2 separate regions of the Homo sapiens genome follow, and region 1 is linked to region 2. A link is a loop called in an ENCODE intact Hi-C map of the cell type or tissue named here. Cell type or tissue: HCT116. All regions are shown on one strand. Each heading gives the region's core, and the rest is flanking DNA. Links, peaks and the distances in the headings are about the cores only.

Evidence for each region. Hi-C counts contacts between places; a loop is a spot of excess contacts. Peaks named below come from ENCODE experiments on the same cell type or tissue, not always from the same donor. Only the 100,000 strongest peaks of a DNase experiment are listed, where the experiment ranks them.
Region 1: it touches region 2 in a loop (2.0-fold over the local background); 7 of 110 quality-filtered maps call a loop at or near these places.

The regions. Positions count from the first base shown.
Region 1 is chr7:116,456,977-116,468,223 of GRCh38, reverse strand. All of the region lies in intron 1 of CAV2-DT (CAV2 divergent transcript), which reads left to right. Among named protein-coding and RNA genes, the nearest start is that of CAV2-DT, 37 kb to the left of the region's middle. In HCT116, for the core only: a CTCF peak has its summit at 6,539; a DNase peak (open chromatin) is centred at 2,273; H3K4me3 peaks cover 1,329 bases; H3K27ac peaks cover 7,741 bases.
Region 2 is chr7:116,505,926-116,517,172 of GRCh38, reverse strand. CAV2 (caveolin 2) reads right to left here. Exons shown (of 3, transcript NM_001233.5): 3 at 8,632-11,202. The coding sequence ends at 11,052. Among named protein-coding and RNA genes, the nearest start is that of CAV2, 12 kb to the right of the region's middle. RefSeq lists enhancers at 4,930-4,979, 4,990-5,369. In HCT116, for the core only: no CTCF peak of the experiment used is centred there; a DNase peak (open chromatin) is centred at 4,962; H3K4me3 peaks cover 3,100 bases; H3K27ac peaks cover 7,154 bases.

The DNA.
Region 1 (11,247 bases), core at 1,614-9,613, 49 kb after region 2:
GCCACACTGTTGCCATGCTGGAAACCTTTCTTCTCCTTTTCCTCACTCCTCAGACAGGTGGCAAGATGGTGATGGTGAAAGCAGGTCTGCAAACCTTCCCAGCCACCTCTCTCCCACCCAACCATAATCTACCTTGGGAGGAGGGCTCTCTTTTTGTCTTACTCACCTACCATGCTTTTGTTGTGATACTGTTAACAGCATAACAGATGAACACGCTGGATCCGGAAGCCTGAAAGTCTAAATTTCTTTTCATGACAAAAATAAAAAAAAGATGCTACAAGTGAGGAGCAAAATTAGCAAGGGCCTGTGAGGTTAGAGAGAAATAGAAGGAAAGATTTAAGCTGCTGCTGTGAGGAGCAGACCTAGGAAAAAGGAAGACATATGGGCTGGGCGCGATGGCTTATGCCTGTAATCCCAGCACTTCAGGAGGCTGAGGCGGGAGGATTGCTTGATGCCAGGAGTTCAAGGCCAGCTGGGCAACTTAGCAAGATCTCTTCTCTACAAAATAATTATTTTTAAAAAAGGGACGTACGTTATGTAAAAAAGATACATGCACATGCATGTCTATAGCAGCACAATTCGCAATTGCAAAGATATAGAACGAACCTAAGCGCCCATCAACCAATGAGTGGGTAAAGAAAATGTGGGTATATACACCGTGGAATACTACTCAGCCATAAAAAGGAATGAAATAATGTCTTTTGCAGCAACTTGGATGGAACTAGAGGCCATTATTCTAAGTGAAGTAACTCAGGAATGGAAAACCAAATATCGTATGTTCTCACTTATAAGTGGGAGCTAATCTGTGAGGACATAAAGGCATAAGAATGCTATAATGGACTTTGGGGACTTGGGGCGAAGGGTGGGAGGGAGGTGAGGAAAAAAAGACTACATATTGAGTACAGTGTACACTGCTTGGGTGACGGGTGCACCAAAATTTCAGAAATCACCACAAAATAACTTATTCATGTAACCGAAAACTACCTGTACCCCCAAAATGATTGAAACAAAAACATGAAAAAGGGACATGTACTCAAGGACAGTTTTAGGAAAATTTCATATGTAATATGTTATGCAAACACCACTTCAGTGACCCACAGAAATCCTCAGTAAGGCCTAATTTATGTTTTTTTATATGTCTTCCATTTAAAAAAGTATTTTCTTATCAATGTTTTTCTCCTTTTCTGAATTTTAACTAATAGACTTCTTTTTATATCAGTTTTAGGTTTGTAGAAAAATGAGTTGAAAGTAAAGAGATTTCCTATATTACCCTCTCATCTCAGTTTTCCCTGTTCCTGAGACATTGTATTAGTTGTACATTTGTTTCAGTTGATAAGCCAATATTAATATATTATCACTAAAATCCATAGTTTACATTAGATTTTACTTATTGTGGCTTTTGACAGATGCATAAGGGCACATATCTACCATTACAGTATCATACAGAATAATTTCATTGCCCTAATAATCTCTATGCTCTGCCTATTCATCCTTCCCTTCCCTTAAACTCCTGGCAACCCCTGATCTTTTTCCTGTCTCCATAGTTTTGCCTTTTCCAAAATACCATGTTAAACATCTGAGAAACATGAACTGGAAAACAAATTAAGTGAAAACAGTTATCTGTCTCTAAGCCAAAGATGACAGATGGATCCTGGAGGAAGTGAAGTGCAATGATTCTTATCCTTCCAATCTAGGTTTGCCCTACAACCAAATGAATATTTTTTTTTGCAAGTTATACCAAATAGTAAGCAATCTCCTCTCTCTGTCTCTCTCTCTCTCTCTCTCTCTCTCTCTCTCTCTCTCTCTCACACACACACACACACACATTAAATATTTTCTAGTATTTATATAGCATTTATACTTATAGATGTTATCTTAAACTTATTTTTGTTTTGTATGTGGTGTTAGTGTCAAATAATAATTGAACGTGACTTTCTTCTCTCCATTTTTCCTAAGTGGTTGAAATGATGGCTCACTGAACAATTACATTCTGATAAAATATTTATGGTTTTCTCTATTTTTCCTGCAGAGAGGAAAATATATTCCTGTGTGAGTATAATAATTTTATTCAGATGTATGTATTTAATACTTTTTCAAAATTTAGGAAGATTGGCAATTTCGAGTGCTGGTGGGGGTCTTTCTTCAAACGTCCATTGGGAAGAAAGTTCTACTTTTTTAAGGCATTTGGGTCAGTTCCTTCCCTCTAGACTTAGGGAATTAGTGACTAAAGATGGTTATTGTGGAAAAAGAAGATAAGAAAGGATGAGTCACTTGGTAGGCTTTTGACTCAGCATTTTTAGTTCATAGGTGATGTCCTAAGGCCTGAAAGCTTACTATAAATGAATAACTCAACTGACACATCTTTGGCTAATTTGAAATCTCTGGGCTTTTTAAGGTTACAATATCACCTTAGAAAATATTAGCATATGGTTGTAGCTAGTAGTTATTCCATGAAAATTATATTTTTCTGTTTTATACCTAAAAATGTTCCACATGTAAGAAATTGTTATATTTTTGCTTGGCATATCTTCTTTGTTGTTAAACTTTAAAAATATAATAAAAATTCATGAGCTATTTTTTCATTAAGGCAATCTTATATTTTAATCATGCATTTCATAGGAAACTTTTACAACTATTTTTAGAGCATTAATTATGCATTATGAAACTATCCTAAAATAAGGGTAAAACAATAGAGATGTTACTTACAATTCCTTTTATCCACAAAAAGAATAAGTTTTGGTAATTTGAGAACTTTGAAATGAAATCTTCATTTTCGGATAATGCTTAAGGCAGTATTAAGCAGAGGGCCAACTGCTTGAATTCAAAATTGAAGGGGAGTGAGAATTAAATTGTTCTGCATGAGAAATGCTGAGAGATACAGAAAGGAGTGAAAAAAAAGAGACCAGCAGAGAGATGGAGTGGTTGCTGGGAGAAATGAGTGGAGAGAGAGGGAAGATAGGTGATTGGGGGAGGAGAAGGGGGTTTGAGACTGTGAGAGGAACTAGCTGCTGAGAGTCCGAAGAGCCTGGGAAGAGGTAAGTCTAATGAGTAACATTTGAGTGAAGTGCTGGGCAATTCTGTGTCTCTTTATAAAATATTCCCTAAATGTACATTGGAATATAAAGTTTTTAAACATGTCAGGTTGGTTTGTGAAGCAGTGAAGAAGAGGACATGAAGAAAAGCTGTGTTATATAAGTAAAAATAATGCATAAATCTAGAAGTCTCCACAGTGTTCCCAGTTTTAATGAGGATGAAGAGCTATTTAAAATACTTAAAATATCTATAATGACATGAGGTGTTGTCATACATGCCATACTCTCTGATTCCTTGATTTGTTTAGCAAATGATTTAGAAAGACTAGCACATGATAACATAACTTTGGGGTTCAATATGAGTGAGTATGGAACATGACAAGTAATTATGAATCATTAATATGGAAATTTCTTCAACATCATTTAAGGGGCAGCATATTTTATAGCTCCTACTCTAGCAGGAATTATGCTTATTAAATGAGAAAATGAGATTGAATTTACAGAAGTGTCCATAGAACATGAACATGACTCAGAACTATTCTGTTGTATGAATATGCCATCATTTGTTTATCCATTCAAATATTGATATAACTTACTGAATAACGTGGGTTATTTCCAGTTTTGGGTTATGATGAATATAATTCCTATGAATCCTTACGTACAAATCCTTTTGCAGATACATGTTTTCATTTTTCTTGCGTAAAACAGGGGAAAGAATTGTTAGGTTATATGATGAATAGATGTTTAACTTCACATGAAAATGAAGAAAAGGCCAGGCATGGTGGCTCACGCCTGTAATCCCAGAACTTTGGGAGGCCAAGGCAAGAGGATCACTTCAGCTCAGGAGTTTTAGACCAGCCTGAGCAACATAGAGAGACCTCGTCTCTACAAAAAAAAAAAAAAAAAAAAAAGTAGCTGGGTATGGTGGCATGCACCTGTAGTCCCTGCTACTCAGGGAGGCTGAGGCGGGAGGATTGTTTGAGCTGGGTAGGTCAAGTTTGTGGTGAGATATGACATGTCATTGGACTCCAGCCTGGGCAACAGAGCAAGATCCTGTCTCAAACAAACAAACACACAAACAAAAAAAAACCAAAGAAAATACAAAACTGTTTTCCAGGTATTTGTACCATTTTACACTTTCAGCAACAGTGCACGAAAGTTTCAGTTGCTCCACATTCTTACCAGCATTTGGCATTGTAAGTATTTTTCATTTTGGCCATTCTCGTGGATGTGTAGTGGTATTTCACTGTGGTTTTAATTTGCATTTTTGATATGGTTTGGCTCTGTGTCCCCACACAAATCTCATCTCTAATTGTAATCACCACTTATTGAGAGAGGGACTTGGTGGGAGGTGACTGGATCAGGGAATGGTTTCCCCCATGCTGTTCTCATGATAGTGAGTAAATTCTCATGAGAGCTGATGGTTGAAAAAAGTGGCACTTCCTCCTTCAAGCATGCTCTCTCTCTTCCCACCTTGTGAGGAAGGTGCCTGCTTCTCCTTCACCTTCCGCCATGATTACAAGTTTCCCTAGGCCTCCCCAGCCATGTGGAACTGTGAGTCAATTAAAACTCTTTCCTTTATAAATCACCCAGTCTCAGCTAATATCTTTATAGCAGTGTGAGAATGGACTAATGTAATTTTCCTTATGATTAATGATGAACATCTTTTTATGTCCTTATTGGTGATTCATAAACTTTTTTTGTGTGTGAAATATCTGCTTAGTACTTGTCCTCTTTTTTTTTTAAAGTGGGTTGTTCATCTTCTAATCAAAACTTTAAAGTTCTAAATAAAATCTTGACACATGTATCTTGTCTGATATATATATGTATTGTGACTATTTTCTTCTAGTCTGTGGCTTGCCATTTCGTTTTCTTAATAATGTCTTCCAGAGAGCTTATGTTTCAAATTTTGTCCAACTTACCAATTTTCATTGATGGTGTATGCCTTTTGCATTTTTGCTAAAACGTCTTTGTCTACCCCAAAGTCCTGAATATTTTCTTATATATTTTCTTCTAAAAGTTTTTTTTTTTTTTTAGTTTTGGCTTTTACGTTTAAGTTTACAGTCTATTTCAAGGTAATTATTATTCATGGTGTAAGGTTCATGTTTTTCCATGGGCATATGCAGTTAATTTAGCACCATTTGTTAAAAAGAATTTTCTTTCCCATTGAGCTACCTTGCTGACTTTATTAAAAATAATTGCACATCTATGCGTGAGTCTCTTTCTGGGCACTCTTTTCTGTTCCATTAATTTATACATATATTCTTACTTCACTATCTCAAGTAATGTAGCTTTAACTCCTGAAATCTGGTTACATAAGTACTTCAACTTTGTTCTTTTTCAAAATTGTTTCAACTATTTACATTCTTTGTACACGCATGTACAAATATATGTATGTTTTTCACAAATATATAGTAATCTAAGATGTGTGTGTGTGTGTGTGTGTGTGTGTGAGAAAGAGAGAGAGAGAATCACCTTGTCAGTTTCTAAAAAAAAAGATCTATGGAATTCTTAACTGCAATTGTGTTGAATCTGTAGATCAATTTATGGAGAATGGGCATCTTAATAACATGGAGTCTTCCAACCAAGACACATGGTACATCTCCCCGTTTATTTTGACCTTTAATTTTTTTCAGCAGTGTTTTGCAGTTTGAAAGATCCAGCACATATTTTGTTAAATTTGTTTCTAAATGTTTTATGGTTTTGATGCTATTATACATGATAATTTAAAAATTTTAATTTTCCAATTATTTGCTTTGAATATGTAGAAATACAATTTATTTTTGTTAATTGACCTTGAATTAAAAGAACCTGATAAATTTACTCTTTACCTCTAGAGTTGTGTTGATTCCTTAGGATATTCTACATACACAAGCACAACATTGGCAAATAGCAACAGTTCTACTCCCTTCTCTACAATCTGTCTATATTTTATTTGTTTTTCTTGCCTTATGGTACTTTCAGTACTATGCTAATAGGAGTAATGTGAGTGAATGCATTTGTCTTATTCTTGATCCCAAGGGGAAGTGTTCAGTATTTCACTATTAACTACAATGTTAGCTGTGGGTTTTCATTAGAGGTACCTTATTAAATTGAGAACATTCCCTTCTATTCCTAGTTTTCTGAGAGTTTGGGCCCAGTGTTTAATTTTTTTAAGTGATTTTTCTTCACCTATTGAAATAATAATATGATTTTCTTCTTTATTCTGTTACTGTGGTTAATTATATCAATTGATTTTAAAATTTTGAGTCAGTCTTGCATCCCTGAGATAAATTCCACTTGGTCATAATGTAATATCTTTATTACATTTTGCTGGATTTGACTGGCTAATATTTGTTGAAAATTCTTGCTTCTCTATTCATGAGAGGTGTCATTCTGTTAATTTTGAGATTTCACAGTTTATTTCCTGCAGAATCTTCTGTCTTATTCTGCATAATCCATATGCTAATCTAGACCAGAATTTTTACTTTCTGTTTTAACTTGTAATTTCTGTGCATCCTATGCTTCCCCCCTAGTGTTTAATGCTGGATGTTGCTTTTTTCAAAAAGTTGATTTTATCTTTTCTTATTACCAGTTGCAGAAAGTTCACAATCTCTATTAATGTATTTGCTCAAAGTTTACATTGAGAATTAAGATTTTCATTCTAAGAACTTCAACCTCTTCCTTATATGTTTGAGCCAGAATTTCTTAAGATGTATTATACATAATAACTTTCATATCTGATACGAGATATTTTCACTTGGTTTGTTACATAATTACTTAAATGTTTCCCTCCTTTTCCTCAGATCTGATTATCTTTTTTTCCCAGTATTTTCTGTTATTGGAAACTCCATACATTTTATTACCCAAATCAGAAAAATGTGGTTCTCTCTGTCACTCTCTATTTTGGATCTGTAACTAAATCTTGCCAATTCTATACCTTAAAAATCTCTCAAATCCATCTCCTTTCTTCTCTCTGTCATTGGATTCATATGCACAACATTTTTCTTCTGGATTTCTGAAATCATATTCTGACTGATTGCATTTCTACTTTTCTTTTCTTTTCTTTTCTTTTTTGTGAGCAACATGGCTGTTTATTTCACCTGGGTGCAGGTGGGCTGAGTCCGAAAAGAGAGTCAGGGAAGGGAGATAGGGGTGGGGCCGTTTTATAGGATTTGGGAAGGCAATAGAAAATTACAGTCAAAGGGGGTTGTTCTCTGGTGGGCAGGGGTGGGGGGGTCACAAGGTGCTCAGTGGGGGAGCTTCTGAGCCAGGAGAAGGAAATTCACAGGGTTAATCACTCAGTTAAGGTGGGGCAGGAACAAATCACAATGGTGGAATGTCATCAGTTAAGGCGGGGCAGGGCCTTTTTACTTCTTTTGTGATTCTTCAGTTACTTCAGGCCATCTGGGCATATACGTGCAAGTCACAGGGGATGCGATGGCTTAGCTTGGGCTCAGAGGCCTGACATTCCTGCCTTCTTATATTAATAAGAAAAATAAAACAAAATAGTGTTGAAGTCTTGGGGTGGCGAAAATTTTTGGGGGGTGGTATGGAGAGAGAATGGGCGATGTTTCTCAGGGCTGCTTCAAGCGGGATTAGGGGCAGCGTGGGAACCTAAAGTGGGAGAGATTAAGCTGAAGGAAGATTTTGTGGTAAGGGGTGATATTGTGGGGTTGTTAGAAGAAACATTTGTCGTGTAGAATTATTGGTGATGGCCTGGATACAGTTTTGTATGAATTGAAAAACTAAATGGAAAAGATCTAAGAATTGGGAGGACCTAGGACATCTGATTAGAGTGCCTAAGGAGATTCAGCATAGTCCTGCCAGCAAAGATTATTTATTTACTTCAGGAGTTAAGAGTGGCAGTTTGGGGATAGCACGAGGAGATATCAGCTGTAATGGCTTGGAGAAACAGTGTAAACTGGCAGTGTAAACAAGAGCAGGGCATGCATGAGTAGTTGAGAACGGAGAATAGGAGTATGACCAGACAGAAAATAGTAGGGATGACAAGTTTTTTGGGGCACAGTCTAAGTTGGTCTGGTGTCTGGAATGAGACTGGGGCCTAATAAAAAGGAGCGTATACACAGGAGCTTAAATGGGCTGTACCTTGTAGGATTCTGAGGACAGGTCTGACTTCTGAGAAGGGAAAGTGGTAAAAGTATTGTCCAGTCCTTTTTAAGTTGGTGGCTGAGCTTGGTGAGGTGTGTTTTTAATAGACCATTAGTCTGTCACTGAATACCAAGAGCCTGAAAAAATGCTTGGCTGATTTGACTAATAAAGGCTGGTCTGTTATCAGACTCTATAGAGGTGGGAAGGCTAAACTGAGGAATTATGTCTGACAGAGGGGAAGAAATGACTGTGGTGGCCTTCTCAGACCCTGTAGGAAAGGCCTCTACTTATCTAGTGAAAGTGTCTACTTAGACTAAGAGGTATTTTAGTTTTTGTGACTCAGGGCATGTTGAGTAAAGCTAATTTGCCAGTCCTGGGCTGAGGCAAATCCTCGAGCTTGATGTGTAGGGAAGGGAGGGGGCCTGAATAATCCTTGAGGAGTAGTAGAATAGCAGATAGAACAGCAGATGGAACACTGAAAAGTTATTTCCTTGAGGATAGATTTCTACGATGGAAAGAAAATGAGAGGTTTTAAGAGGTGGGCTAGTGGCTTGTACTATAGTATAGCCTGCCTTCGCTGGTGTGTGGCGATTAGGCCTGGTGGAACTGCCATCAATAAATCAAGGGTGATCAGGGTGAGGAACAGGAAAGAAGGAAATATGGGGAAATGGGGTGAATGTCAGGTGGATCAGAGAGATACAGTCATGGAGGTCAGATGTGGTATCAGGAATAATGCGGGAGGCCAGATTGAAGTCCGGGCCAGGAACAATGGTAATTTTGGGACTTAACAAAGAGTGAGTACAGCTGAAGGAGCCGGGGAGCAGAAAGTATATGCATCAGGTATGAGGAAGAAAATAGATTTTGGAAGTTATGAGAAATGTAGAGAGTGAGTTGAGCATAGTTTTGTGATTTTTAGGGCCTCTAAAAATACTAAAGCAGCTGCAGCCACTGCACGCAGACATGAGGGCTAGGCTAAAACAGTAAGGTCAAGTTGTTTGGACAGAAAGGCTACAGGGTGCGGTCCTGGCTCTTGTGTAAGAATTCTGACCGCACTAACCATGCCTAGGAAGGAAAGGAGTTGTTGTTCTGTAAGGGATTGAGGTTTGGGAGATTAATCGGACATGATCAGCAGGGAGAGCACGTGTGTTTTTATGAGAATTATGCTGAGATAGGTAACAGATGAGGATGAAATTTTGGCTTGACTGAAGTAATGGGGGCTGTCTGTGAAGCCTTGCAGCAGTACAGCCGAGGTAATTTGCTGAGCCTAATGGGTGTCAGGGTCAGTCTAAGTGAAAGCAAAGAGAGGCTGGGATGAAGGGTGCAAAGGAATAGTAAAAAAAAAGCATATTTGAGATCCAGAACAGAATAATGGGTAGTAGAGGGAGGTATTGAGGATGGGAGAGTATATGGGTTTGGCACCATGGGGTGGATAGGCAAAACAATTTGGTTGATAAGGCGCAGATTCTGAACTAACTTGTAAGCCTTGTCTGGTTTTAGGACAGGTGAAATGGGGGAATGGTAAGGAGAGTTTATAGGCTTTAAAAGGCCATGCTATAGCAGGCGAGTGATAACAGGCTTTAATCCTTTTAAAGCCTGCTGTGGGATGGGATCTTGACATTGAGCAGGGTAAGGGTGATTAGGTTTTAATGAGATGGTAAGGGGTGCATGATCGGTCGCCAAGGAGGGAGTAGAGGTATCTTATACTTGTGTGTTAAGGTGGGGGGATACAAGAGGAGGACGCAAAGGAGGCTTTGGATTGGGGAGAAGGGCAGCAATGAGATATAGCTATAGTCCAGGAATAGTCAGGGAAGCAGATAATTTAGTTAAAGTGTCTCAGCCTAATAAGGGAACTGGGCAGGTGGGGATAACTAAAAAGGAGTGCTTAAAAGAGTATTGTCTAAGTTGGCACCAGAGTTGGGGAGTTTTAAGAGGTTTAGAAGCCTGGCCGTCAATACCCACAACAGTTATGGAGGCAAGGGAAACAGGCCATTGAAAAGAAGGTAATATGGAGTGGGTAGCCTCCGTATTGATTTAGAAGGGGTATTGATTTAGAAGGGGACGGGCTTACTTTCCACTGTGAGAGTTACCTAAAGCTCGGCGTCCGTGATGGGTTAGGGGGCTTCCGAGGCGATTGGGCAGTGTCAGTCTTCAGCCACTAAGCCAAGAAGATCTGGGAAGGAGTCAGTCAGAGAGCCTTGGGCCAGAGTTCCAGGGGCTCTGGGAGTGGCTGCCAGGTGAGTTGAACAGTTCGATTTTCAGTGGGGTCTCACACAGATGGGACGCGGCTTAGGAGGAATCCTGGGCTGCGGGCATTCCTTGGCCCAGTGGCCAGATTTCCGGCACGTGTAGCAAGCTCCTGGGGGAGGAGGTTCTGGAGGAACGCCTGGCTGCTGCAGTTCAGGTGTTTGGAAGTTCTTGTGTGCTGGAGATGTGGCTGGGGTTTGTCTCACAGTGGAGGCAAGGAATTGCAACTTTTTTCTATTATTGTACACCTTGAAGTTGAGGTTAATTAAGCCCTGTTGTGGGGTTTGAGGGCCAGATTCTAATTTTTGGAGTTTTATTTAATATCTGGAGCAGATTGGGTAATAAAATGTATATTGAGAATAAGATGGCCTTTTGACCTTTTAGGGTCTAGGGCTGTAAAGCGTCTCAGGGTTGCTGCCAAATGAGCCATGAACTGGGCTGGATTTTTATATTTGATGAAAAACAGCCTAAATGCTATCTGATTTGGGATAAAGAAAAAGGAGCATTAACCTTGACTATGCATTTAGCTCCAGCCACCTTTTTAAGAATAAATTGCTGGGCAGGTGGGGGAGGGCTAGTCACGGAAGGAAACTGTAAGCCGGACCAGGTGTGAGGAGGGGAGGCGATAAAAAGATTATAGGGTGGAGGAGCAGAGGCTGAGGAAGCATTGGGACCTAGCTCGGCCTGGCGAGGAGGGGAGAGGTCAGATGGGTCTGTAGAAAAGGAAGATTAGAAAGACTCAGCGACGCTTGGGGTTGGGACTGAGGGGACAGGCGGGAGGGAAAGAAGGAAGATTTGGGACGAGTTGCACTGGGCACAGAGACTAGGAAGGGACTGATGTGTAAAAGAATGCCTGGATGTCAGGCACCTCAGACCATTT
Region 2 (11,247 bases), core at 1,457-9,456:
CACGAAATGAGAGGTAAATAAATATTTGGCTCATTTTTCATCTGGATAGATTTATATCAATAATAAAAGTAAAAATTACAGCCCTACCTAACTCAAGACTGAAAATATTTACTATAAAGCTTGAGCTTAGCAATTTTCAGAAAAATTATGGTCAAGTGGTAAAACAAATTATTACTTTTCATCTAGTTGAGAGATGTAAAATATTTAAATATACAACGATTATGTTTTCTCCCATTCAAGCAAAACAAAATTATGACCACCTTTTAGAAGTATGGAAGCTCCATAAATGTTATCCAAAGTATGACTAACTCTCAAACCTAGTAGGACAACAAAATAATGCAATATGATATAACTAGTACCTAGATTTAATATATATTTAACATAATATAGCTTATATCTGAGAAATGCACCATTTTATAGCATACTAGTGAGCTTTTAAATAGCATATTAGGGAAACATAGATTTTATTATTAACAAGTAAGTAATTAAAAATCCTTTTTGATTATAATGAAATGATAAAGAATAAAAATGCCTTTAGCCCCTTAATACTACCCCAAATTATAAGGAGATATTAAACTTCCATGTTTTTCTTAAGTTAATGTAAATATTTGGGAGTAGTTCTCCACAGAAGCCCTTTGTGTTGTAACCCATCTGGCTTTAAGTCAGGGCTCCATTATTTAACAAAGGAAACTCTCTTTCCTTTTGGCCCTTTCCCTAGTAAATAAACTACTTATCAGGAGTTGGTTTTACCTGGGGAAAATTTATCTCTGAACCACTCCTTTTGAGGCAATGATGCTTTAAAAGAGTAAAATATTTTACTCTTTTAAAAGTATATATATATATATATAATATATGTATATGTGCTTGTATATACACACACATTATATATATGTATGCAAGTTGATTTTTCATATATTTTTTTTTTGAGACAGAGTCTCGTTCTCTTGCCCAGGCTGGAGTACAGTGGCATGCTTCACGGCTGACTGCAGCCTCCACCTCCCAGGCTCAGGTGATCCTCAGCCTCCCTAGTAGCTGGGACTACAGGTGTGTGCCACCAGACCCAGCTAATTTTTATATTTTTGGTAGAGACAGGATTTTTGCCAGGCTGGTTTCGAACTCCTGGACTCAGGCAATCCCTCCACTTCAGCCTCCCAAAGTCTAGGTTTACAGCATAAAATAAAGTCCGTCTTTAAAGACTCTGTGGGTGTGTGTGTTTCTATGTGTGTGTGTGTGTGTGTGTGTGTGTGTGGATGTAGGTTCATGTGGTGAACATACACATAAGTGATCTGCTCTTCATACAGAAATTTACTTTCTTGTAATCATATGATGAGTTTGTTTTTTCACTAATTCCAGGGCAAATCTTTAATTGCAACATCAGCTTTTGTGCATACTGGAGAATGGGGTTTATTTCTGCACTGCTGGTTTTGCCTTCAAGCAACTCAGCTAACTTCAGAGGGAATGTGAATGTGTTTTAAAGCAGGTGTGGGGGATTTAGTTTTTGGACAGCCAGTAGAATCTTCTCATAGAGCCAAACAAATGAACTCTCTGTTAGTTTCTTCTCTTGTCTGTCTGTAGCTACTTTATCTTCATCTCTTTCCGTGTCTTACTCAAGCTACTTACTAGATAGATCCTTGCTACTCAAAGTTTGATCTAGGGACTTGCAGCCTGAGCATCCAGGGAGCTTGTTAGAAATGCAGAATCCCAGGACCAATCCCAGATTTACTGAATTTGAATTGGCATCTTAACAAGATCCCCTGGTGATTCCTATGCTCATTTTATTTTGAGAAACAGTAATGTAGGGGAAATAAAAACTTTAAACCTGAAGATGTTTAAAAATGCAGAAGTTATGCCAGCAAATATCACTCTCCTATGTAAGAACCCTGAATGGAGAACAAAATTCCACAAATACACACAAAAGGAGACTTTATATCATGGGAAGAGCAGCAGCACTGCAGGCTGGATGACTTACAGGGAATCCCAACTCAATAAAATGAAGGAACATACTATTAAAGAAATATTTGTAAGCAAATTGAAGGATACATCATTTAAGGGGGAACCCTACAGGCTAAGTTGGCCAAGGTGCTTGCAGGGAACTGGCAGTTCTTTCTATTTCTATAAACTGAAGGCTTCTTGGAATGTGAAATCAAGAATTACAAACTGGGCAGTAGACAGGATTATTATTATTTTTTATTTATTTTTGCTATGAAAGGGCTTGAGCTGTATTAAGTTATCTCATTGACCACACCAAAAAGGTATTGGTGAACAGCAAGAGTTGAGGTGGCACCAATCTATTAACTTCATAAAAAGAACAATTTCTTAGGGGCTGCTTCAAAGTAGCCCAAACCTATCCTGCATTTTGGAGAGTCCCATGCCCTGCAGACTTCATTGCAGACTTCAGGGATTTTCCTTTCCAATTCTGAATATTTCTTCAACTCTAAGAACCGTAAAATCATGGAAATCAATAGATCCCTAGCTCATCACACATCATAGAGCCTGGTCTACATCTGATCTGCCCCAGATTAATGCTTATCATTGCCAAAGTTCTTCCAGGAAAATTGTTTTACAATCTTCTATTTGCCATTTTCCCTTGTTTGAACATACTGATGGTCACAGTTTTTTGTGTTTGTGTGTGCCTAGTCAAATAAGATTGTTGCTTAGGATAACCCCACATAGGATTTCTTTTCCTCAGAAAAAAAAAAAAATAGTCTTTGTTTTTTTTTTTTTTTTTTTTGAGACGGAGTCTCGCTCTGTCACCCAGGCTGGAGTGCAGTGGCGCGATCTTGGCTCACTGCAAGCTCCGCCTCCTGGGTTCACGCCATTCTCCTGCCTCAGCCTTCCGAGTAGCTGGGACTACAGGCGCCTGCCACCACGCCCGGCTAATTTCTTTTTGTATTTTTAGTACAGACGGGGTTTCACGGTTTTGGCCAGGAAGGTCTCGATCTCCTGACCTCGTGATCCGCCCACCTCGGCCTCCCAAAGTGCTGGGATTACAGGCTTGAGCCACCGTGCCCGGCCAAAAAAATAGTTTTAATAAAAATCAGTTTACACAGTTATTTTTTTTCCTAGGACCCTTCAATCACTTCCAGGACAAATAATACCAACAATGCTGATACTTTTTTAGCAATCTAATTTTAAAAATTGTAATAATCATAGGATTTTCCTCGTCTAAATAAAATGTATATTAATGATTCAGTTGATTGCTCACTTGGTTATTCTATATGATAACAAATTATTTTTTGGTGTTTTATTTCCAGTGCTTTCATCATGCCCCTCACTCCACCCATCCCATCCCCTGCGTGGCCCCTGCACATACAACATGTGAAATTGATTGAATAGACAAGAAATTCTGTGGGGATCTTTTCATCTTGTTTATGTTACCTAACCCTGAATAATGTGTGCTATTCCTATGTCTGCCCCAAAAAGGCTACAGATAACTGGAGAGAAAGGGTTGGTTGCATCTTATGCTTCTTTTTATGTATTCTAGTGTCATGATTTCCCATTTTTTCAATCTAATTCTTGACTTTGATACTGATCAGTTTACCACTGTCACTTTGTGAGAAAATATGTAGAAACTGGGTGCGATGGTATGCACCTGAAGTCCTAGAAACTGGGGAGGCTGAAGAGGGAGGATCACTTGAACCTAGGAGATTGCACTACTGCACTCCAGCCTGGGTGATAGAACAAGACCCTGTCTCTAAAAAATAAAATAAATAAAATTTATAATGAGCAAATTATTCAATAGGAGAAAATAAATTCATATATGGTTTTCCCTGGGATCTCCAAGACAAAGTAACTGACAATAAAATTGGATAACATAAAAGGATGTACAAACTGACAAGAAATTTCCGACAAAATGAAGAAAATACAAAATAAGGATTCTGTCTAGAAAACAATATGTTTAGTCCAAACTGAAATTATTGCTGTAATTATTAATATTTTACATGTCAGGATGTTTAGCATTGAGAAGAAAAATCATCACTGGGCTTTTGATACATATTAGGGAAGTCTGTGTGAAGGAATAAAATGCTACAAAATTTACAAAAAATGAGAATAATGGCATTTGGGAACTATTTTTCTGACTTTAGCTGGAGTGTAAGGTCTAGAGCTCAGATCCTAAGGAGAAAGAAAGGGTGTGCCCTGAAAAGCGGCATACAGGGCTGGGGGAGGGGTTCAGGGATTAGATGGAGGCCGAGTGAGGAGGTTACATGAAGCCCAGGTGCTAGCTTGGGACAGCTCTTACAACTGAGGACATGAAACTGCCTCCATTGATGGGAGAATGGAAAAAAAGGTGCTTCTCAGAGTAGGAAAGGTGGATGAATGAAAAAAGAAGATTTTGGCTGGAAGCCATAAGAACAGCCATGGACACATTCTTTCAGGAAATAGAAAATCATCTCTACAGTGATTAGGAGTGTGGGCTCTGATGTCAGGCTCTCTTGGCTCACATCCTGACTGTGGTCTAGGGCAAATTCTTTAACTTCACAGCATCAGTTTCATTATCTGAAAAATGGGAATGACAGTAACATTCCCATCGTAGGGTTATTGTACTGATTAAGTAAATGCCCAGAAGATTATAAGTGCTCGACAAATCTAAATACTCCTGTTATTGTTTGTACTGAGATCAGAGGTCTCCCAGCCATATAATACATAAAGAATTTCAACCAGTTTCCTCCTCAGTAAAATAAGCGTGGTGGTTATTCCTCACCACTTGCCTCCCTGCGATGTGGAGTGTGCATCCCTGAAACTTTCCAAATGACTCCTTGTTTCACTGCCCTAGTTAGCTGAGACAGCAGTTGGCTGGAACCGATGTGCCAGTCAGTTAGAGAAACAGGTCCTGCATACTGCCCTTCTCTCCCCTTTTGTTACTGGTTGGTGCTCGGTGACAAGTGACTGGGAGGCAGGAAAGAAAAGAATGCTCCAAAGATGACCTGCTGCTCTCACCTCTTCCTGATCCATTTATGTCTGAGAGAAATATTTGCCCTTGGCTACGTGCTGTTTCCCACTCTGAGTCATGTCTCTTCCTTTCTCTCATCATCCTACACCCCTACCTTTTCCTATAAAGGCAAAATGATTTCTCCAGTCACACAGCTGAGCTGAATGACCTAATACGTCCAAGCACAGGCAGATAGGTGTCCCTGTCCTATTTTTGGTTAATTGTTGAAGTGGTGTCCTCTGATTTCTCTGACTGCAGCATGGTCTTTCTTTGCCGCAGACATGCCGCAACAGTCAACAGCACAGAGAGGCAAGGCGAAAGAAGACACAGATAGATGGTCACAAGTTACAGTTTCATTTTCATTTTCAGTTGCACGCTTCGGCATTGTCTTTAGGGCACATGGTTCCAGCAGAGCCCTCATGCCCACTCCTAGGGTCCTATTCATTCAGTAAGACAAAAGCAACTTTCCTTTGTGGATAAAAAGAAAAGTCTTTAGCTGACTTCAATTTCCTCCACTCCTGTTCAGATTCCATGCCCCTTTCACTAGGGATTTGGGTTGTCCAAAAGCGAAACTGGGAAGGCTGAAGGCCATGTGATTGGAGCCTCTTGTTTCCCTTTGTCACAGCTTTCTCTTTGGTGACATCTCTTTTAATCAGTGTATGGTGCTCTCATATTGTGCTCAGAGCTCTTATGCTTGGTTCCCATATGTAGTTTTCAACACTCCTTTCTCAGATCACTTGTTCACCTAAAGTAAATAGATGACTGCTAATAGATTGAAATGTTACCCCACTCAAGGGTGTGTTTCACTTAAAAAAGTATCAAGATGTCAAGTTCCAATGGCAGCATTTCAGGTACAATCCAAAGCAAGAAACTGGAGAGTGGGCACAGAAATGTCTTAAAAATTTAGCAAGGGGTGCTTTATTTTGCTCATTTTGCTATTTTGGGGTGAATAGGGAGAAGAAATTGGGATGGTTAAATTATAGTTGCCAAACTTATTTTTATTCCTAAAAAATATAAACTGACTATCTAGTATACCTGTATCCTTTACTCCTCCTCTGTCAACTTCTTCCCCTGTCTTCCCTGCACACATACACAACTTGAAGGGAAGAAGTGTACCAAATCCTGATTTGTGATAAATTACATTCATTGTGGTAATTTTTCTTTGCAGCTCTACTTACTATTTTTTTAAGTTTCTTAAAGTAACATGTAACCCTGTAAAAATTCTGTAAGCACTTGTTATCTTAAACAAACATTCTAAAATGATAAAGTTGCAAGCTAGAAAAACTAAGCTATTATTTGTTTGATTTCTCCATTATGTTATTTAATTTGTCCTGGGATTCAGATGAGACAATGTGTTTTCTAAAATGTAAAACCCAAAGAAACAATCTTTCAGTGTTATAAATTTCAAAGTGAGGAATAGAATAGTAGATGAAATAGCAACATTCTAGAAAGCATGAAAGTGTGTTTCCAGACAAGTTTCTAAATGCTAGGGCTTTCTACCCCTGAAGAATTAAAAGTAAATTTTAGATACGAGAATGGAGACTAAAGGCAGGCATTACCCCAATCGATAAAATATAAAATGGTTTATATACGTTTTTGTTTTCTCAACTTAATGATTCATGAGTGAGAAAATGGTGGGAAGGAAATTTTTATTAGAATCAGTACATTTCAAATCCCTTTTGTAAAGAAGAAATTATGAAGTTTTGTGCAATTCCCACTCTCAGTTCTGCAATTATCCCAAGCTTTCTCCAGTTATTTATTTACATAATCATTCATACAGAAAATATTGATGGAACTCATTAAGCACTGGGCACCATTTCAGAATCCCAGCAAACGTGAAGTGATGTTTTTGGTTCTCAAATACCTAACTAGCAGTCTAATGGTATTAGTTAACAGGGTTACTTTTACAACGTGACAGGTGATAATAGGAATTTGTACAACATTTTAGATGTAGACACAGAAGAGGCACTTAATGTGGAAGAGTTTTGGAAACAGATAAGAGTGAGGCAGGCATGAGAAGAAAAACAATGCTGGCATGGGTACACAGGAGTAGCACGGGTTGTTCAGTAAAGCTACAGAAGAGTTGCTAACGATGACAACGGGTTGATGGCGAAGGCCTTGCATATGCTGCTCAAGAACTTGGAATATTATTCTCAGGGCAATCACATACAATTGATAGTTTTAAGCAAGGAAATGACAGGGTAGTCTTGGTATAATCACGTTTTTTTTAAGAGAAAAATGGATTGGTGATCATATTGAAGGCAGGAAGTGAGGTCAGTTAGGAGGCTGTGGCAAATAGCCAGGCAAAAGAGAAAGATGGCAGTGATTATGGGGCATAGCAGTGATTTTGACAGAAAATCTTAAAATGAAATAGAGTCATTCCTCGGTACCCTTGAGGGATTGGTTCTAGAATTCCCCTGCAGATATAAAAATCCTTGCATACTTAAATCCCGTCATCCCTGCAGAACCCAAGGAGGTGAAAAGTCAGCCCTCCTTGTCTGAGGGTTTTGCATCTTGCAATACTCTATTTTGGATCCAGTTTGATGGTGGATGAGGAACCTGTGGATACGGAAGGCTAACTGTATTTACTGAAAAAAAATCTGAGTATAAGTGGACTGAGCAGTTCAACCCCATGTTGTTAAAGGTTCAATCGCAAATTCTAATTAAGATATAATTTTTTTCAGAAATTCATAATAATAAAGACTTAGCATTGATAAAAATCTTAGGATCTCTGTTTTAATGAATTGAGGCCAAATACAGTCTCACAATCAATAGAAGGGTGAAAAGTACATGCATTAATTATTGTATTTATAGCACACCTATCCTGTAATTGATTGAAAATTCACTGATTTAAAAAAATATTTTTGGACTGGACAGCTAGGTTGGTTTTCATATACATAGCCAAGTTTTCATCCTGCTGAAGTCACAGAAAACAATGAGATAGGAAGCTCCTGAGAGACCATTTAGTTCAATTCTTTCATTAACGATAAGAAAACTGAGAACCCAAGATTAAACCCTTTGCATGAAGGGATACACCTCAATAACGGCAATGCTGAGACTGGAATCCAGTTGCCTGACTTCTAGGGCAGGGCTTTTTTCACTACACTCCAACAACTTTCCAAGAGAGGCATCAAAATAAATTAATGGGATGTGGATGACTATCAAAAAGATGAATTTTTAAAAGTTCCTGAAAACTATAAAGAACATTTTAAAAAGCCAAGCACCTGCTTTATTATTATAGGTTGGTCGTTTTTCCAGATGAACTGACAAGAAAATGTATGCCAACATCAGCAACTACTCTTCACATACTCACTTTCCAAAAATAATTTTGGACTCTAGTCTAGCTTCATGGTACAGGTATCCAAGTGCCTGTGATTTATATTGTTACTTTCTTATTTTAAAAATTGGAAACAAATTTCAGTTTATTTAGGATTAGCAAGAAGAGACTATAAAAAAGAAGAAGTATGGTGGGTGTGTGAACAGGCTATTTTATACTATTCATCAAATGATAGAACATTTATATGGAACCTCTTTAAGTGCTGGAAAACAAAGAATTCAACTACTAATGTAATAATTTTTAAAAATACATTCCCAAATAAGCAATAACTAATGTATTTATTATCTATTTTGAGTTTTTAATAAGGTAAAAATAAGTATGAAAGATTCCATATTTACTGTAATAAAAGCAATACACACATTTGTAGGCTTTTAGAAAATTTATTATGAATTCCGAGAAGTCTGCTCATCATATACCTCCCCCAGCCCCAAATAAAACAAACAACATGTTTGTACATAAAGCCTGGATTTACTTGGTACAAAATTTGAGTCTTTGAAAAAAATAGTTAATGGAAAATCTCAATAAAAATTCATTTTGAAAGTAACCAGTACTGTTCAGAAATAAGGAAGTCATGTTACTTGAGAAGTCAAACAGTTTTATTACAGAACTATGTGTATATATTTTGGGTTTAAAACTTGCCAATAGCTGTTTGAAAGGATAGCTCATAATTTATTCAAATAGATATTTTATTAATCAAATGTTTTTGGTTTATCAACATAACCAAATGTATAAAAAATGTTTTTAAATACAAGACATAACTATAAAGTCATGAGGCTGATTGACCTTTTAAACTAACATAATAAAATCTATATGGTCAAAATGAGTGGTGATGCTTTAAGGTAATGATTATGCGTCCCATCTAAGGATGCTGCAATGGCCTAGGGCAGTTTTGAAATGTCTCTTTGCAACTACCTTCAAAAGGATATGAGCTTCATAATTTAATCATTCATTTGATTTGGTCCCCAATATTATTCCAGTTCAATCATCATTTATATTCACCAGTCCTGGCGATTTTGAAAAATCTTATTAATCTTATTTGTCACTTATTAGCGTATTCAAAGGAATGTCAATTGAGGTTCTGATGGTAATTCTGAAATTTAAGCATTTACACACTTTTAAGATGTGTAAATTTTAGTAACTACTCACATTATAGACTTGTTTTTGGTATATGTCTATCATTTTGAAATAATGAGATTTTTCTTTTTTCTTTTTTTCTTTTTTTCTTTTTTTTTTTGAGACAGACTCTTGCTCTGTTGCCAGGCGGGAGTGCAGTGGCATGATTTTGGCTCACTGCAACCTCTGCCTCCCAGGTTCAAGCAATTCTCCTGCCTCAGCCTCCCAGGTAGCTGGGACTACAGGTGCATGCCACCATGCCCAACTAATTTTTTTGTATTTTTAGTAGAGACGGGGTATCACCATGTTGGCCAGGATGGTCTTGATCTCCTGACCTCATGATCCACCCGCCTTGGCCTCCCAAAGTGCTGGGATTACAGGGGTGAGCCACCATGCCCGGCCCAGAAATAATGAGATTTTTCAAAGCAACAGTGATTCATCACACTGAAATAGGACTCTACAGTTCAAAATGACAAGAATAACTTTATCCTGTGTTACATACCAATATTAGAGAAATCTTAAAAGTTTGTAGCTGTTAGTTTTTAGTTTATGCATGTAGTTCAGTAGCCCAAGTTGACAACTCCCCTGTCTCTCTACATGAATCACTGTAGTTGAAATTGTACTAAAGTATCAGAAGTAACATTTACTGTAAAATGTTAAATAGCACCAATATTACTTGAAAGTAAAGTGAGACATTAATAGGAATGCTGACACAGATTTAATTTCTAACTACTAGAGAGAAAGCATCTCCTAGACAAAATACTATTTAGATATGAATTATTTTAAGATCACAGCCAGAAAAATGTCATAAAACATTTTAGATTTTGCTTGGAAAAGTTAGAAAAGAAAGCTTTGTGTATCGCTCTTTTATCTTTTATTTCCAAAGAAGATGTACAAATGCTTACATAATCAGAACAGTGCAATCTTACCAATGAAGTTTACCTTGTGGGAGCTACATTTACTTATTTCATATATTAGTTCAACAACATAAATATAATAAAAATGCTTTTAAGCAATCTGATTAGAGCAACATTTATATTAACTACAAAATATACAGTAAAATGAAACATCTTGTTAAATAGGCCTGTAGGAAAACAATATTTTAAAGGAATACATTTTCATGAATCTACTTTCATATTTATTTGTTTTATTGTATCTTATAGTTACTATAATCGTTGTGTGCTTTTGTTACTGCAATTTCCAGGATCATTGTATATTCTCAGTATGCCAGTGACTATATATGTAAAGGTAATTTAAAAAGTATTACTCCCAGAGTAAAAACAGACAAACAAATAAGAAATCTCATTTTTAATGGGAAGTTGTGCATAAAACTATTGTAGTATTTTTATAGAAATGTCCCTTAATCATTATAAGTTCATCATTATAAAATGTATACTATTGTACTAAAGCAAAACTGTCTGCCTTTAAATCTAAGTGGTGTCAACTTACTGTATAATTCTGGTTACAAAGTTAGATATGAAATCTTTGGCTATTAATTAGAAAAGCATTATTTGAAAAGACCTGTCAATAAACATTTCTAAATGTGGTTGCTCATCTTAATAGTTTTCTTAATTAGAACAGCTAGGAAATGAACAGAACAGTGGTGCTTTTATGTTATAATAACAAAGAAGTATTACAGTATCCCAATCTCCAGACCTGGGGTCCAAGTATTCAATCCTGGCTCAGTTGCAGGCTGACAGAAGAGAAGCATCGTCCTACGCTCGTACACAATGGAGCAATGATAACATCTGTCACACTCTTCCATATTGTCTGCACTGAAGGCAGAACCATTAGGCAGGTCTTTACAAAAGGCATTAAAATCCTGGAAGGAAGGAAGAGAGATGTGTGAGGATTGTTGCTGTTACCA